Linked DNA regions of Homo sapiens: region 1 is linked to region 2. The links are chromatin contacts, found by Hi-C or POLR2A ChIA-PET in ENCODE. All regions are on one chromosome and are shown on one strand. The core of a region is the stretch at or near the end of the contact, and the rest is flanking DNA. Distances in the headings are between cores, read along the strand shown. Region 1 holds the start of TMEM192 (transmembrane protein 192). Region 2 overlaps CPE (carboxypeptidase E).

Region 1 (4,278 bases), core at 1-2,500, 350 kb before region 2:
ATTTTGCTTTAAATATATATGAGTCTCAAATCTACTTACAGGTCTTACAGTTAATTTTCCATTTTCTCAACTGGAAAAAATAGAAAATTTTAGTTTCATTAGAAATTGTTTGGTCTTTATTTCATCAAGATTATTTAACTGGTTACTGCACAAGAATCTAAGCTACCGTAATGCTGGAACTGTTTCATGTTTCTCTTCCTTTTCCTGATGCAGTTCATTCAGTGATAGGATCACAGTAATATTCCTACTAATTTATTAACCCAAATTAGTGCTTTACAGTAACTGTCAACTTTGCATTTCTCAAGAGCAAAAATTTTATTACTTGCCAGTGGAAAATCCAGTTAACTCTCAGCATACATACATGTTTCTCCTAAAAACACCTTACGATACTGAAGCAAAGAAATAAGATTTTTGTAATTATGCTACCATTCTGTACTATACACGCTGTAAACTAGGCCACTGGTTTTTTGTTTTTTTGTTTTTGTTTTTGTTTTGGTAATCTGGTTTGAATCTATCAAAGATTTAAAAACCTTTGTATTCCTACCATGCTAGATTCAAAACAACACATGACACTTTTTCTCTCGTGTGGGTTTCCAGGCCATGATAGCGACAGGTCTGCGGGACGCTGGCGCCCGGCCCGAGCGTCGTTGTCACTCCAAGTCCACAGCCTCTAGAGCCAAGGCAAGGGACCTCACCAGGAAGGGAGATTCGCCCCCTGTGCCCCTGGGACGTCCGAGCGGAACCCATCGGCCCGGCTCCCGGAGACTCGCGGGGAGGAAGGGCTGTCAGGCCAGGCGCGCATCACGTGAAGCTGCCAGTTCCGGGATCAAAGACGTACCCCGCACGTGGGCTGGGCGCCAGCCTGGGACCCCCGGGGGCCGCGCGCCCACCGCCCAGGAGCCCACCCCAGCCTCCACTGGGAAAATTAGCCCGGAGCCAACGTGTCGCGGATCCCACAGCCGCCTGGAGCCCTCCCAAAGCCCCGCGCCCAGGCCTCCCCGGGCACAGGCGGCGCCCCCTTCGGCCGCGGCCGCAGTCGCCAAGGGTGGCTTCCCTCTCTGAGTCTCCGCCCCGTGCGCCCCGGCACAAGAAAAAGCGGATTCCGGGGCCAACCGCCCGCCGCCTCCGTGCACTCACGTCCTCCATCCTGCCCCCCGCCGCCATTTCCCGACGCCGGAGGCCGAAGCCCTGGCCAGCCCGGCCTCTCCACCTGGACCTGTAAGCCTCTGGCCGCGAAACTCGCCACCTTCTGGGACCTGCCAGGCCCCTCCCCAGACACACCCCCTCCTGCGTCCGCCCCGCCTCCGGCTGGCCCGATCCCCGCCCCCTTAGCTCCGATTGGCTGAGATGGTGGGAGGGGTGTGCCGGCCCAGAAGACCTGGACTGTGGGCGGTGGCTACCGCCTGAACCACCTCGGTTCCTGGGGCTTCTGGCCGCAGCCCCTCGGTGCGCTCTTACCCAGAGACTTGAGCATTTAAGGATGCCTTCCTAGTCCAAGAATTTAACTATTTTCGGGCTCCACTTGCATATTTTAAGAACATTAACTTTTTTCGGTCTTGCCTGGTTGTTTGCAGACACAGCTCTACGCCTAGGTAGAACCAGCGGTAAAATCCTACTCCGCCAGCAGAGGGACAGGAGCAGAATAAAGATTCCAATTTCCATGACATATTTACAGATTTCTCCAATGGGAAACAAAGCAGTTCGGAATGCTTACGGCGTTCGTTTATTAAGACAGAGTCTCGCTCTGTCGCCCACGCTGGAGTGCCCTAGCACGACCTCGGCTCACTGCAGCCTCGAATTCTTGGCCTCCTGGCCAGTTCTCCCACCTCAGCCTCTCAAAGTACTGAGATTACAGGCGTGAGCCACTGGGCCCTTGTTTCTTTTAAAATTGAATTTCAAAAAGAGAAAAAACTTCAATGACATTTTCTAAAAAGCTCATGATTGTAAAAATGTAAGCAAACAAGGAAAGAAATTTTCTGTTACCAGCTCCCGGAGAGAACTTTGATATCAGTTAGAATATATACACTCATACATTTTTTTGGTGGGGCGGCGGAGACGGAGTCTCGCTCTGTCGCCCAGGCTGGAATGCAGTGGTGCAATCTCGGCTCCCAGGTTCAAGCCATTCTCCTGCCTCAGCCCCCTGAGTAGCTAGGATTACAGGCGCGTGCCACCAAGCCTGGCTATTTTTGTATTTTAGTAGAGACAGGGTTTAGCCATGTTGGTCAGGCTGGTCTGGAACTCCTGAGGTCAGGTGACTCGCCCGCCTCGGCCTCCCAAAGTGCTGGGATTACAAGTTTAGCCACCGCGTCTTGCCCACTTTCATACATTCTAATGCTTATTTGTACATTGAGTATAGTGTGATCCAGTTTAGGATGTGTGAGATAAAACTACGCAAATGTTAGTGAAGGAAGAGATGGTGTAAGACTCCACGTGATCTTCTTTTTTCTTTTTCTTTTTTTTCTCGTAGAGACAAGGTCTCACTATGTTGCCCAGGCTGGTCTCATAATCCTGAGATTCTATGAATTATTTATCACAAGCCTTTTCTAGACGTGCAAATTTTCTTCTCTGCATTTTATTTTGAAAATTTTCAAGCCTACAGAAATGTTGAAAGATTAATACAATGAACATCCATGTACCCCTCACACTTGATTCATTAGTTGTTCATTTTTTGTCTTGGTTGCTCTGTGTGTGGGTGTGTGTGTTCACATACTTTTTTTTTTTTTTTTTTTTTTGAGATGGAGTCCCGCTCTGTCGCCAGGCTGGATGGAGTGCAGTGGCGCGATCTCGGCTCACTGCAAGCTCCGCGTCCCGGGTTCACGCCATTCTCCTGCCTCAGGCTCCCCAGGGTCTGGGACTACAGGCGCCCGCCACCACACCCAGCTAATTTTTGTATTTTTAGTAGAGACGGGGTTTCACTGTGTTAGCCAGGATGGTCTCGATCTCCTGACCTTGTGATCCGCCTGCCTTGGCCTCCCAAAGTGCTGGGATTACAGGTGTGAGCCACCGTGCCTGGCCATTTTTTAACTGAACTACTTGAAAGTAAATTGAAGACAATATGAAGCTTCATTCCTAGATACTTTGTTGCCTAAAATAAGGATATTTTATATTTTCTTTCATAACCACAATATCAATATTACACACAACTAATAGTAATTCCATGTTTACTAATAACCAATCTATGGCAAAAATTTTCTAAGTTGTTTCCAAAATGTCTTTTTTAGCTGCTTTTTTTGTTTTATTTTGTTTTGTTTTGTTTTTGAGATGGAGTCTTGCTATGTTGCCCAGGCTGGATTCACACTCCTGAGTTCAAGCAATCCTCCCACCTCAGCCTCCCAAGTAGCTTGGATAACAGGCATACACCACTGTGCCTGGCCCAGCTGCTGTTTTTTCTTTTTCAGTAACCAGAATCCAATCAAGGTTCACACATTTCATTTCATTATTATGTCAAGACATGCTTTTCTGTTGTTGTTTTCGACACAGGATCTCACTCTGTTAACCAGGCTGGAGCACAGGGGCGCTATCATAGCTCACTGCAGCCTCAACCTCCTGGGCTCAAACAATCCTCCCTCTTCAGCCTCCCAAGCATCTGGGACTATATGTTCACACATCCATACCAGGCTTATTTTTAAGATTTTTCTTTTTGTGAAGATGGGACTTTGTTATGTTGCCCACGCTGGTCTCAAAACTCCTGGTCTCAAGCCACCCTCCCGCCTCAGTCTCCCAAAGTACAGGGATTACAGGTGTGAGCCACTGCACCTAGCCAAGACATGTACTTTCACAGGGACAGCACACTGGTTAAGACCAGGGCTCCAGAATTAGTCATGGAGGTTTGAGTTCTGCATCTTACCAAGCATGTGATATTGGGCACTTAGCTTAAGTTCTTAGGAGCTGACTGGGCAAGGTGGCTCATGCCTATGGCCCCTAGCATGTTGAGACACCAAGGCAGGAGGATTGTTTGGTGCCTGGAGTACGGGACTAGCCTGGGCAACATGGTGAGTCTCTGTCTCTACAAAAGATTAGAACATTAGCTAGGTGTGGTGACGTGCACCTGTAGTAGCAGCTACTTTGGAGGCTGAGGTGGGGAAGTTTTAGTTTCCCTTTTACAGAAATTTTCTTTCCTTTTGTTTTGTTTTGTTTTGTTTTGAGATAGAGTTTCACTCTTGTCGCTCAGGCTGGTGTGCAATGGCGTGATCTTGGCTCAGTGCAACCTCTGCCTCCCAGATTCAAGTCATTCTCCTGCCTCAGCCTCCCAAGTAGCTGAGATTACAGGCGTCAGCC
Region 2 (4,068 bases), core at 296-2,795:
ATGATGTAAAAACAACCATCCCCAGTGTCCTGAGGGTAGTGCTTCTAGCCGCTTTCCCCGCTCCCCCACCCCGTTGCTAGGAGAGAGATGAGTTAACACACAGGGACGTGTACATTATACCAGCCGGATCCACATACCTGGCAGCTGCAACCTGTTAAACCTGTGTTTTTTTCTTCTGTGTAAACACTATAAACAGGAAGGCAAACGTCATCCATTTACGCAGAAGAGAAAATTGATGATGAAAAACTGTCACTGCTTTGCTTAAAAAAGTCTAAGGTAAAGAACGTATTGACTCAGAGAGGGCCATTCAAAATCTAAAGTCTTCAATTTTATTGCTATTTCTGTATTAAGGATTCTGAAGGCAAAATTTCTTCAGAATCTGTTGTTTAGACTTTACAACAAAAATAGCTTTGGGGAGCTGCTTGCCTGGAGAGGTTTTGTGGTGACTATGGAAATTAATCTTCTTGATGGGAAATCAGCTGTTCACCATACTGCTGCCTTCATTCCCAAAGAAGAGTTTCCATTCCTACCTGGAATGGCTAGAGCCTGTTGGCTAGAGCAATGAGCCATTGAGGCCTCCTGATATTCCACCCGGGTGCAGCCTCCTTGAAGCTGCCTCAAGCCCCCTTCAGTTACTCCTTTATTCCCTTCACTGCTCCAGAAGGGTTTTCAAGCATCTGCAGCTGCACCTCTGTCTCAAGGGCAAGCTCTACTGTCAGCCACGCTGCTGCAAGGATGGGATTGAAAAGCAAGACCATTCATTTACTCTTTCATTCACAAATTTATTGAACTGATATTTAAGCTTAGAATTTATTCTTATCGTATTCTTACAAGAATGCAAATCCCTACTATGTTCCAGACTCTATGTGGGGGCACAGGTGACACACTGGTGAGCTAAAATAGATCCCATCCCAGGACTAATAGACCTTACAGTCTGGGTGACAGAGGAGTTAATCAAATAACTACATTGATGAATGTATATTTTCAAACTGAGGTGTTAAAAATAACAAACCCAGCCTGGGCAACATGACAAAACCTCATCTCTACAAAAAAATTAGTTGGGCATGGTGGTGCACACCCATAGTCCTAGCTACTCAGAAGGCTGATGTGGGAGGATCACCTGAGCCCGGGAGGTCGAGGCTGCAGTGAGCCATGATTGTGCCACTGCACTCTAGCCTGGGTGACAGAGTGAGCCTCTGCCTCAAAAAAAAAAAAAAAAAAAAAGAAAGAAAGAAAAGAAAAGAAAAATAACAAAGGAACTGTGGACTTAGACTAAAGCTACTCCAAGGAAGCTGTATTTAGCCATACTTAGAAGGCTGTGCGGATAAAATATGTGAATATGTGAAGCAGAGAGCATTATAGGGACGAGCCTCGTGGCTGAAAGAAGGATGGCTGAAACACAGGAGGGAAAGGCTGGTGCCTTGAGAGGCACCACGCCAAACCACATGGAGGTTCAAGATCTCGTAGAGAATTTTGGTCTTTATCATGAAAGCAAAGGGGAAGTTACTGATGGGTTCTTTGGTGGAGGTGACCTGAGGAGGGTTGCGTTTTAAAAAGAAAGCTTTGGCCTTGGGAGGGAAAAGAGCTGGAGAGAGGCCAGAGGGGTGGGAGGAATATCCCAGTTTGGAACCTTGAAGCAGTTTAGTTACATATCCAACATTCCTTCACCGTTGCCTCACTCCTGAACATTGTCCATTGCATGTCTGAGTCTTCTTCCAGACTCTACATTCCTTCAGTTTAGGAATGCTGACATATTTGCTTTTGGATCCCATGTAGTGTCTGACCCTGGGATTTGCATGTATGTCCAACAAATGCTGTATTTAAACAATGTGGCTGTTCCGCATCTCACAAGTCATGTTAGTTGGCTTAAAGGAGCATAGCTCTTCTGTATTCTAGTGATAACATTATATAGTGATCTAAGTTATTCCTGAGGACAGAAGGAGTTAGAGATACACTTGCCTTTTCTTTTGCTATCATATGTGCCTTGCATTTTATTTCCGTACATTAGTATCTTCAATATAATGACCTTTGTTGTCCTGTCTTCATGTCAACCTAAAGCATTGTTATTGTCATTAGTGTTACTACCGCCTCACAAATACATAGATATATTGGGGGAGATTTTTCCTGAGAGAAATCTGCAGATTTGAAGAGAAACCATGTCATACATTTTCTGAGTCTGAAAATCAGGAGTTGCAAACATAAATGAGTAAAGCAGCAGTAGGGAATGGCGCAGCCTGTGGCAGAACTAGGGGGAGCATGCTCTATCCCAAAGCATTCACATTCGAACACAAAATATACTGTGCTAGCTAAACCAGACATCTGGGGGCAAGTGTGGCTTAGTGACTATGGGTTTGTTGTTTCTTCTTTAATTGATTAAAAAAAGATTTAAACACAGAGAAGTTATAAAAATTTTCAGTGTAATTAGGGGTTGTGGGCCAAGCTTTATTGAGTGACATGAAGCTTCAAAGTTGTTTTGGGGAAGGGAGCAGGACCAAAATGCCTTCTTAGTGCAACTTTTTCAAAAAAACTTGTGAAGCCAGCTTCTAATATTCCCCTGGCTACTTGCTCTCTCTCTCTAATGGGCTGCAGCAGTTTCTCCTGTGCCTCAATCAAATGAATACATCACATAAATGAGGGTATAAACTGCATGAGTTTACAGAAAGGAAGAAGGTTATTATTACCTTTGAAATCAGAAGCCAAGAAAACATCTCTTCTCACACCTCCTCATCTCTTCTCTTACTTTCTGGGCAAGTCCCTAGGGGTAATTTTATTAGAGACTCTCCCTCAAAGTAAAAACTGAGGGGGGTATAAATAGCCCCGATCCTGCTCCCACCTGATCCTTAGATTAAGATTAGCATAAGCTCAGGCTGAGAGGTCACCACAAGGTCATAGTTTTCTGGGGTGAATAGTCACTTAATTCAGAAACTCAGGAATCTCATGCAAAGAATGCTTAGTTAACATATTTCCAGGAGAAAAATAATTCTAATTTGCTTTCTTATACCAAGAACCAGCAGTCTTAGTGATTTTGTAAATGCAGAAATTGGGCCCGTGGGATGGATGAAGCAGAAACGAGCAGAACAACAGGATTAATTGAGATCACTTTGCTGCTACGTTCTGCAATTTCATTACTACTCCTAAAACGCAATGGAGAGTCTCACAAACAGGCAACAGTGACTTTTGTTAGTATTCTGAGCCCTTCAGCAAAGTATATCCTCTTTGGGCTGATTTATACCATAAGGATAATAAAAATACATGCCTTACACATTTTAGTGGGCTGTTGTGAAGAGAAAATTAGATTATGTATGGCAAGGAACTTCACAATGACAAGATAATGTCATGTAATAATAATATTAAAGAAAATTATAGGAAACATATAGCACTTGCTATTTGTCAGGCACTGTTCTAAGCATTTACATTCATTATTTTATTTAGTTCTTATAATAACCTTCCGTATGGGCTAGAATCTATTGTTATCTCTAATTTTTAGATGGAAAAACAGAGCCACAGAGAACTGAAGTAACTTGCCCAAGCCTAGACAGTAAGAATTGGTGCTAGGATTTGAATCCATGCAGTCTGGCCCCTCTCAATCACTATGATTTAGGAATAAAAACAAAAAAACAAAAACATAGACGTTTAAGTAAACCAGAAGACTAGCATTTGAATCCTGGCTTCCCAGGCCATGTAACTATGGAGACAGTCTTCTTAAGCAGTCTGAATTTCAGTTTGTTTATCTGCAAAATGAAGTTGGATAATAATACTTATTTTTAGATGTTTGGTCAGGATTAAATAAGAAAACATGCAAAGCACAGTGTTTAATAGGAGGCACGTAGTGTGTTATTATTATTAGTTATTGTGGGTGAGATGGTATATTAGTCTTGTCAGACTGCCATAGCAAAATATCCACAGACTGGCTGGCTTAAACAACAGAAATTAATTTTCTCACAGGCCTGGAGGCTAGAAGTTCAAGATCAAGGTGGCAGCAGGGGTGGTTTCTGGTGAGGCCTCTCCTCCTGGCTGCCGCCTTCTCACTGTGCTCTCACATGGTCTTTCCTCTGTGCAGAGGAGAGA

Evidence for each region. A loop is a pair of places that touch in the nucleus more often than their neighbours do. ChIA-PET counts read pairs that join two places held with the same protein, here RNA polymerase II (POLR2A). Pooled maps may share reads with other maps.
Region 1: a map of ascending aorta shows a loop between it and region 2 (2.9-fold over the local background). The contact joins the promoter of TMEM192 here to the enhancer-like site in region 2. A Hi-C loop is called at or near these places in 28 of 168 maps with a recorded cell type or tissue (B cell, CD4-positive, alpha-beta memory T cell, CD8-positive, alpha-beta T cell and 20 more), 24 of 37 single-sample maps with no recorded cell type and 25 of 50 pooled maps. POLR2A ChIA-PET finds 5 or more read pairs at or near these places in 5 of 52 experiments (BJ, Caco-2, K562 and 2 more).

The regions. Positions count from the first base shown.
Region 1 is chr4:165,111,610-165,115,887 of GRCh38, forward strand. TMEM192 (transmembrane protein 192) reads right to left here and starts at 1,251. Exons shown (of 6, transcript NM_001100389.2): 1 at 1,138-1,251. The coding sequence starts at 1,164. RefSeq lists enhancers at 527-766, 1,547-1,606 and silencers at 797-1,056, 1,225-1,423.
Region 2 is chr4:165,459,964-165,464,031 of GRCh38, forward strand. The region is part of intron 1 of CPE (carboxypeptidase E); the gene reads left to right. Among named protein-coding and RNA genes, the nearest start is that of MIR578, 76 kb to the left of the region's middle. Within about 2 kb of position 1,546, at least 3 of the 41 ENCODE cell types and tissues checked have a DNase peak (open chromatin) inside an H3K27ac peak, as active enhancers do; they include ascending aorta, where a contact is called at or near this core.